Regions from separate parts of the Homo sapiens genome. Here region 1 is linked to region 2. A link is a contact called in ENCODE Hi-C data. All regions are on one chromosome and are shown on one strand. Each heading gives the region's core, a stretch centred on a gene start or an enhancer-like site at or near the end of the contact. The rest is flanking DNA. Distances are from core to core; before and after follow the strand shown.

Region 1 (4,268 bases), core at 249-2,748, 140 kb before region 2:
TCCTCAGCCTGAACTTCACTCCCCATATCATTATCAGCATTTTGGTCACAACCATGTAGCCAGTTTCTAAGAAATCCCAAACTTTCCCTCATCTTCCTGACTTATTCTGGGCCTTCCAAACTCTTCCAATCTCTGCTCATTAACCAGTTCCAAAGCCACTTCCACTTTCTCAGGTATCATTATAGCAATGCCCCACTCCTTGGTACCAGTTTTCTGTGTTAGTTCATTCTTGCATTCTTACATTGCTCAAAAGAAATATCTGAGGCTGGGTAATTTATAAAGAAAAGAAATTTAGTTGGCTCACAGTTCTATAGGTTGTACAGGAAGCATGGTGCTGGCATCTGTGGCCAAGAAAATATTACTCTAACAATGTGATACAGATGTTCCTCAATTTATGATGGAGTTGCATCTCAATAAAACCATCTAAGTTAAAAAATATTGTAAGTCAAAAATGCCTTTAGGCTGGGTGTGGTAGTGCATATCTGTAATCCCAGCACTTTGGGAGGCCAAGGCAGATGGATCACTTGAGGCCAGGAGTTCACGACCAGCCTGGCCAACTTGACGAAACTTCATCTCTACTAAAAATTACAAAAATAAGCCGAGAATGGTGGCACATGCCTGTAATCCCAGCTACTTTGGAGGGTGAGGCACAAGAATCTCTTGAACCTGGGAGGACAAGGCTGCAGTGGGCCATGATCACACCACTGCACTCCAGGCTTGGCAACACAGTGAGACTCTGTCTCAAAAAAAATGTATTTAATTCACCTAACCTACTGTACATCACAGTCCAGCCTAGCCTAGTTGAACGTGCTCAGAACACTTACATTAGCCCATGGTTGGGCAAAATCATCTAACACAAAAAACCTATTTTACGATAAAGTGTTGAATATCTCATGTAAAAGTATCATACTGCATATCACTAGCCTAGGAAAAGATCAAAACTCAAAATTCAAGGTACTGTTTCTACTGAATACATATGGCTTTTGCACCATCATAAAGTCAAAAAATCTTACATCAAATCATCTTAAATTAGGGACCATCTCTACTTGATAAGGTTCCTCTGGCCAAAAATCTTTGAGCACCAAATCGAAAAGTGGTGGCCTACTGATTTGGCAGCTTCCCATTCTGGGGGTTATGGTCTCATGGGACCATGATATCATCAGCAAGAAGAGAGCCCCACTGATTGTTGAAATGCTCCCTAGGTGGGCTCCTATACAAACACCAGGGAAAAATTCCCGGCAGCTCCGCTATGTTACTGCTGCTTCCTGATAACACCAGAGGGCTCCTAAAATAGTTCTCAAGTAGATGTTGTGACTGTCAGATATGTAAATCGAAGGGTAACAAGCAAAATGTGCTGGACCTAGGAGCTCGGTGCTAAGAGGGTGGGCAAGGGGTGGTCGGACACAGGCTGCCCTGGAGCCAGCAGGAGTTAGCTCAGAGGAGCCTCCAGGAAATGAGCACCGCAGCTTCCAACCAGGTCTCCTTCCATGCAGACGAGACTGCGGGCCGGGCCACATGTACTCACGTTACTCAATGACTCACAGACAGTGGCCAAGGGACAGCTCAGGGCCATCTTTAGCTGACAGGCTCAGTGTCACTTCAGTCCATGCCCGAGCCCTCCCCAAGAGAGCCCACTCTGTCTCCAGCACCACTGCTCCCAGCTCCACCCAGGCCTCCCTCTCTGAAGTGGGGAAAGCCTGGGAGCTCTTCCTCTTTATCAGCCCTGCATCTCCTGCTGTCCTGCTGACCAAGACACTCTCTTCCTGCTGATTGTGATGTGTTTGTGGAAATCCACCGGTTTCTGCTGTATCATGACATTCTATTCCTACCAAGCCAACATGACACCCAAAACATTTCCAAACATGCATAACCATACACAGACCTTCTCACAAGATTTATCTTCTGGACACATTACTTAAACTAACAAGGCCTCCCTTTTTCTCCTTTTCAGTGCTGGCCATTGCCCCCGGCTGGTTTTCTGCCTTCCCCCTGCAAGCTGCAAAAGAAAGTTGGTGGGGCTTGAACTAGAAGCCTACAGCTCCAGTGTGACCAGCTCCAATGGATCAGGCACATTAACAACAGAGCCCCGCAGCACTCTGTGGGTCAGAGAAATGCACAGAGCCCCACTCTGCAAAGGAAGTCAACAGGGGCTCAGCAACTGGCCCAGGTCGGCTGTGGGTCCAGGCCTTTCTATCAATCCCAGTCCTTTTCCACTGCAAGAGACTGCCCCACTCTTATTCTTAGAAGAGACCTTGCAGAGTATTTAGGGTGAAATGCCTAGCATTGAAATATTTATTTTCAAAAATATATAGAAAATATATGTAGAGAGAAAGAGAGAGTCCCTGTGCAATAGAGTGAGGCTACTTTGCAGGTGATGAGGTACTGCAGGTGCAGTCGAGAGGGTAAGGCCTGACCTTTGGTGCGATAACAAGAAAGGTGAGGAAGGGGTTGAATGCAGGGCATGAAGGAGGGGGAGTGGGCACTGGCTTGAGTGAGTGGAAGATGGTGAGGCCATTTATTTTGAATGGAAACACAGGAAAAGAAGGAGGTGTGGCCATTCTCTTTGTCCTGAGCCTTCGCCCTCTGTGATGTGGGATCCCCAGGCAGAACTTAGGAGAAAGCTCTAGTTTCGCAGCAACAATTCCAGGGGTATCAGAGCATCAAAGGGAAGATGTTGGATGGGTTGCCTAAAAGCGCAAAAAGCAAAGATGGGGCAAGGAGATGGCCTGAAGACCAACATTCAGAAATAAGGCTGGCAAGAGGCCAACAGAGGTGACTGAGATGGGATGGTCCAGGAGGTTGGAGGAGAATTGGGAGAAGGTGCCTTGGAAAGCAAGAAGCGAGGGCTGCCCAGTGAGTGTTGAATGCAGCAGAGAAGTCAAGTAGCACAAGGTTGAAATGTGTCCCCTGACCATTGAAGCAGTTCCACCTGGGGATTTTTTTCCTTGGTGAGAACAGGTTCAGTGGGATGGGGAGATGGAAGACTTCAGTGAGCTAGAGAGCAGGTGGAAGGAGAGTGGGGATGACGGGGAAGTCCACAACCCTCACAAGAAGCTGCCTGTGAAACAGGAGAGAAGGGAATTTGCTAGAGGCTAGAGGGGTCAATGGGGGAGCAGGGGTTCCTGTCACACTTTTGTTGAAAAACACATTGGTCCTGGAGTTCCTGAACCTGCTAGTGGAACAGGGCTCAGGATGGCCCAGACCTCCTCAGAAAAAATGGGAGGAGCCAGAACAGGATGGTGTTGGAACCAGTGCATGTGAGGAGCGCACACTCAGATGGGGCTGCCTCAGGGCTCAGATCTGATGGACTGTCCTGGTGTCTGAGTGTCCCCCAGCGGGGTTACAGCTCCCGAGGTCTCTGAGCATACAGGCATATTTTCCTACAGCTCCCTGGTCATTTCGATGCTGTTGGTTTAACTTCGCCACTTAGAGGAATATAGAGTTTGGCAAGAAAGGCTCTTGGTTTCCTCTGTGAGAACTGTCGTGGTGGATTGGAAATCTGCCCTGTATGTCCCACAAGACAGCAGGAAAGTAGCCAACATTGTGGGTCTGTGGCATAAATCCTCAGAGCAGCCATCCTGGGCCAAGTGTGCAGGGTACAGAGCACAGGTGCTGGTTTGGGGTGGAGATCTGGGGCCCAGGGCAGGCCTCAGAATCCAAACCCTCTTGGGGGCACTGCTGGGTCTCTAAGCTGCATGGACGTGGTCAGGCTACACGGGCACATTCAACAAGGCAAAGAGAGAGCCCTGGGGTGAAAGCTTTGACAACCTGAGAAAGTTCTTGGCAAACAAGCCTAGGTTAAGGACTCTGTACTTCAGGAGAATATTCTGGAATCCCAGCTGCTAGGGTCTAGGGTAAAGAAATAGGCCGTGCAGCCGATAGCTGCCAGGGAAGATGACAAGGTTGAAGGGGACAGGACTGCCACCTGCACAGCCAGCCTGGGCATCTGCTGTCCGGCTGAGTGCTGGGCCCCACTCCTCAGCCATGGGGATCTAGGACCTCAATGGGGCCTTCCCACCTTCCTCTCAGGAATGCCTTGCAGGAGGCCAAGGAGCCATTTTCCAAAAGGCAAGAAGTACCAAGTAACCTGGAACAACCTGCTGGGTTTCTGAGGGCGAGAAGCTCCTTCCGCTACCGTAGCAAAGCCATTTGGTTTAAAATCCTCATAAAAGCAACAATGCTCATTTCCTATATTGGGTTGTATTTCCTAATTACCATCCCAGAGGGAAACCTAGGGAGAAGGAAGGCAGAGAAGCCAGCCTCACAGC
Region 2 (3,648 bases), core at 898-3,397:
ATAGCCAAGACATGAAATCAACCTGAGTATCCATCAACAGATGAATGGATAAAGGAAACATGGTATATATACACAAGGGAATAATATTCAGTCATAAAAAAGAATGAAATTCTGTTGTTTGCAACAACATGGATGGAACTGGGGGACATTATGTTAAGTTAAACATGCCAGACACAGAAAGATAAATATTGCATATTATCTCATATGTGGGAGCTAAAAAAAAAATGATCTCATGGAAGTAGAGAGTATAGTGAAGGTTACCAGAGGCTTAGAAGGGTGGTGAGGATGGGGGGATTAAGAGAGATTAGTTAATGGGTACAACAATACAGTTAGATGGTAGGGGTAAGATCTAGTGTTTGGTAGCACAATAGGGTAGCTATATTGACAATAATTTATTGTATATTTCAAAATAACTTGAGGAATGGATTTGGAATGTTCTCAACACAAAGAAAGAATAGTTGATTTGGGGTGATGGATATTCTTGATTTGATCATTACACATTGTATTTTTGTGTCAAAATATCACATTTACCCTATAAATATGTACCACTATTTCCTGACCCTAAAAAATTAAAAATTAAGACATGTATCCAATAGTTAGAGAATTTGTGATATTCTATAGCTCCTTGGAGACGGAAGCCACTTTATCATGTGTAAGGTCTTGTTAGACTTCTGTACACAGGACTTTCATATCATCCCAGGTGCACTCCTGGTGAAAACAGGGGCACAACACGCTCAGTGCCCCAGCGTCAGTGGAATTCTGCCTCCCTCTCATTTATAGAGGCTTCTCTCTGCCCAGAGGATTCTTCTCCAGTTCCCTCAGTCTGAAGCTGCTCACCGTTGTCCAGGACAGCTCACACCCTCCTCTGCAGCAGTAACCTCACTGAGTGCTGGCCACAGTGCCCCTCACTGTCTCATCCCACCTAATCCTCATTGTCCCCATTTTACAGATGAGGAAACTGAGACTTGGAGAGGGCAGGGGACTTGCTTAGGTGGGTGGCGTGGGATCCTGGACTCAAGGCTGGGTGTGGTGACACCCCCTCTGGGCTGCCATCGCCCGCCCCCCCCACCACCACCACTCAGGCTGCCACCCGCAGTCTGGCCTCTGGCAGCAGGTGTGAGGGAAGCCAATGGGGAGAGGGCACTAATTCAAGTCTGCAGCAGAGCAGCTGTTCTCTGGGTCCCTGTGGCCTGAGGCCATGCTGCTCTTAAGTTCCCGGGTAGATAAAGTGCTTCACTTAGGAGAAAGTCTGTCCCGGCTGCAGGGCCATTAGCTCCCTGACTCCTGAAAAAACCATTTGGCCAGTGCTGACAGATGTGGCCATTACACAATCACTTAGCCCCCTCTCGCTGCCCCATCCAGATCTTGGGAGGGGGAGGGGCTTTGAGGCAGGAAAAGCCCTGGGGAGAGTCCATGCGATTCACTTCCTGGCACTGCCTCCTCTCTGCTCTTAGGTTGCATTTTCCCAGGCCACACTGATGCAGCAGGAGGCAGCTTCAGACAGCACCATGTGCTGCCAATGACCTTGTTCTCCTGAGAGTCGTTCAAAAACTGCCTTCACATGCATCGTTTCCTTGACTCCTCACAATAACCCTCTGTACTCGAAGTTAGGATGATTCTGTCCATGATACAGATAAAGAAATGAGGAACAGAGAGGTTAAATGGCTTGCCCACGGTCACATAGCTAGGAATGTCAGGACTCTGATTCCCAGGCCTGTGACGCTTCCTCCGCCCCAGGCAGCAGTAACCCTGCTGGAGTGTTACCATGTATGGGGAACTCCACCTCAGAGGAGGGTTTCCAGGGCCAGGGCTACAGCAAGGGCTGCTCCTCTCTGCTGAGTGGAGGAATGAGGCCACCAGAGACTGCAAGGAACGCCTTGCCCCCTTGGCAGCTGCCAGGCAGCCCTTGACCTGGTGGGCCCCCAGCTTGGGTAATTTCCTCTTGCACCACCCCCCTTTGCTCCTAGACCCTGGCTCATGATGGATGAGTGCCCTCTCCCACTCAACCCCCAACTGCCGTGTGGCCCAGGCAGGGTTGGCAGCCCTCCAACAGCTGGCAAGCCTCCTCTCCCAGCCACAGCAGAGGTCCCAAGATAGGGGTTGCTGTGATCTGGGCCACCTAGCTGAGCCAGGCCAGGGCCAGGCAGCCGCAGCTCCAGCGTTGTCTGATAATGCACCCAGAAAGAGGGAGGGGGTGGTGCCCAGGACCTAAAGAGGTGTGCTAAAGAGCAATGGCCCGTCCTGAACTCAGCCAGGCTCTGACAAGAAGCAGCTTCGCCTGGCAGGGGCCCTGTTGTCAGCTAAGAGGCCGGTGAGCAGATGGCAGGCAGCAGCACTAAGCACAGGCCGGGCTCCCAGGCCAGTCTCCTTGGTCCATCCGGCAGGGTGCAGGACAAGCCCTAGGTGCTTCCAGGGTACCAGGGCAGGAGAGGCCCTAGGCACTTCCAGGGCACCAACCAATGCTGCTTTCCACCGAAATGCCTCGCTTTGTCTTGAGGTGGCTCAGAAAGAGGCAGCTGAAAAGCCCATATCTGGGCAGGGGCAGCCGCCTTTTCTAAAATGCTCTTCCTGGGGGCTGGGGGATGGATTCTGGTTTATCCAAACCCATTACCCTGACTCCTGTTATGGGACTGAGAGCCAGGGGGGCCGGCTCTGCCAGAACAGCTCAGGCTGGGAGAAAGGTTGGGGCCACTGCTCTTGGCCACGAGGACTGCAGGCCCCAACCACCTGCCAGTCTCGCACTAATTATGTCGTCCCCCTCAGACGGCAGTTGGTGGTGCTGGGGCCAAGGGCGTCCAAACTTGGAGGCCAGGGCTTTGTTGTCATTGGGAGTATGATCTGGACACAGGCAGGCAGCTGAGAACGGCTCCAATGGGACACCTGGGTGTTCCACAGCCCTAGGGTCTTTGAGCTTCCTGGGTGCGGCAGGCACACCCTCCATTCCTACAAGTTTGCTGGAGCTGCTGTAGAAGGTATTTGGCCAAGTCTTGATGAGAAAAACAGCCAAATGTGGAATTCTCTGAAGTAGGCTGACGGTGTTCATGAGTGGAGACCAGAATGAAGCTGCATTATCATTTAAAAATAATAAAAATATAAGCCCTTATAGTCCCTGTCTCAGGGAAACCTATCATCCTTTGGTTTAACTTGCCTCAGCAGGGACTGGGTTTTCTACATCTGTGCCCTTCTCTGCCTCTGGTGCCATCCCCGTGGGGGTAATGGGGGTATATGCTGGGTATCGACCCAGATCCCCAGCCCAGAGACTTAGAGCCATGTTCCCTCCCCCGGGCAGGGCAGGGCCAGAGTGGACATGATTGACCACTCCTGATGAGACCAGAGGTGTCTGCTGGCTCAAGTCCCCAAAGGGTGTGGCTGAGGCTGGAAAGTCACAATGATCCCGGCCTGGCTGATGACTGTGAGAGAGCAGAGAGGGCCAAGCTGCGGGGGAAAACGAGGGAGGTTCCTGACAACCCCCCGCTTCTTGGTGCCTGTCTCACTGGGATCCTAGGACTAGAGTCTCAGCCATCCTGAGCTCCATGAGATCGCTTGGTATCCTCCTCCTAAAAGTGCTTTTTGACATAAACTGGCTTCAGTGCTTTCCAGTACTTGCCACTAGAAGAGCTCTCTCTAAGACACTCTCCCTGACCCCAG

What was found. A loop is a pair of places that touch in the nucleus more often than their neighbours do. Pooled maps may share reads with other maps.
Region 1: a map of heart left ventricle shows a loop between it and region 2 (2.1-fold over the local background). The contact joins two enhancer-like sites. A Hi-C loop is called at or near these places in 3 of 168 maps with a recorded cell type or tissue (Right ventricle myocardium inferior, heart left ventricle and heart right ventricle) and 4 of 50 pooled maps.

What each region holds. Positions count from the first base shown.
Region 1 is chr10:49,224,018-49,228,285 of GRCh38, forward strand. No RefSeq gene overlaps it. Among named protein-coding and RNA genes, the nearest start is that of TMEM273, 38 kb to the left of the region's middle. Within about 2 kb of position 1,499, at least 3 of the 41 ENCODE cell types and tissues checked have a DNase peak (open chromatin) inside an H3K27ac peak, as active enhancers do; they include heart left ventricle, where a contact is called at or near this core.
Region 2 is chr10:49,358,609-49,362,256 of GRCh38, forward strand. No RefSeq gene overlaps it. Among named protein-coding and RNA genes, the nearest start is that of DRGX, 36 kb to the right of the region's middle. Within about 2 kb of position 2,148, at least 6 of the 41 ENCODE cell types and tissues checked have a DNase peak (open chromatin) inside an H3K27ac peak, as active enhancers do; they include heart left ventricle, where a contact is called at or near this core.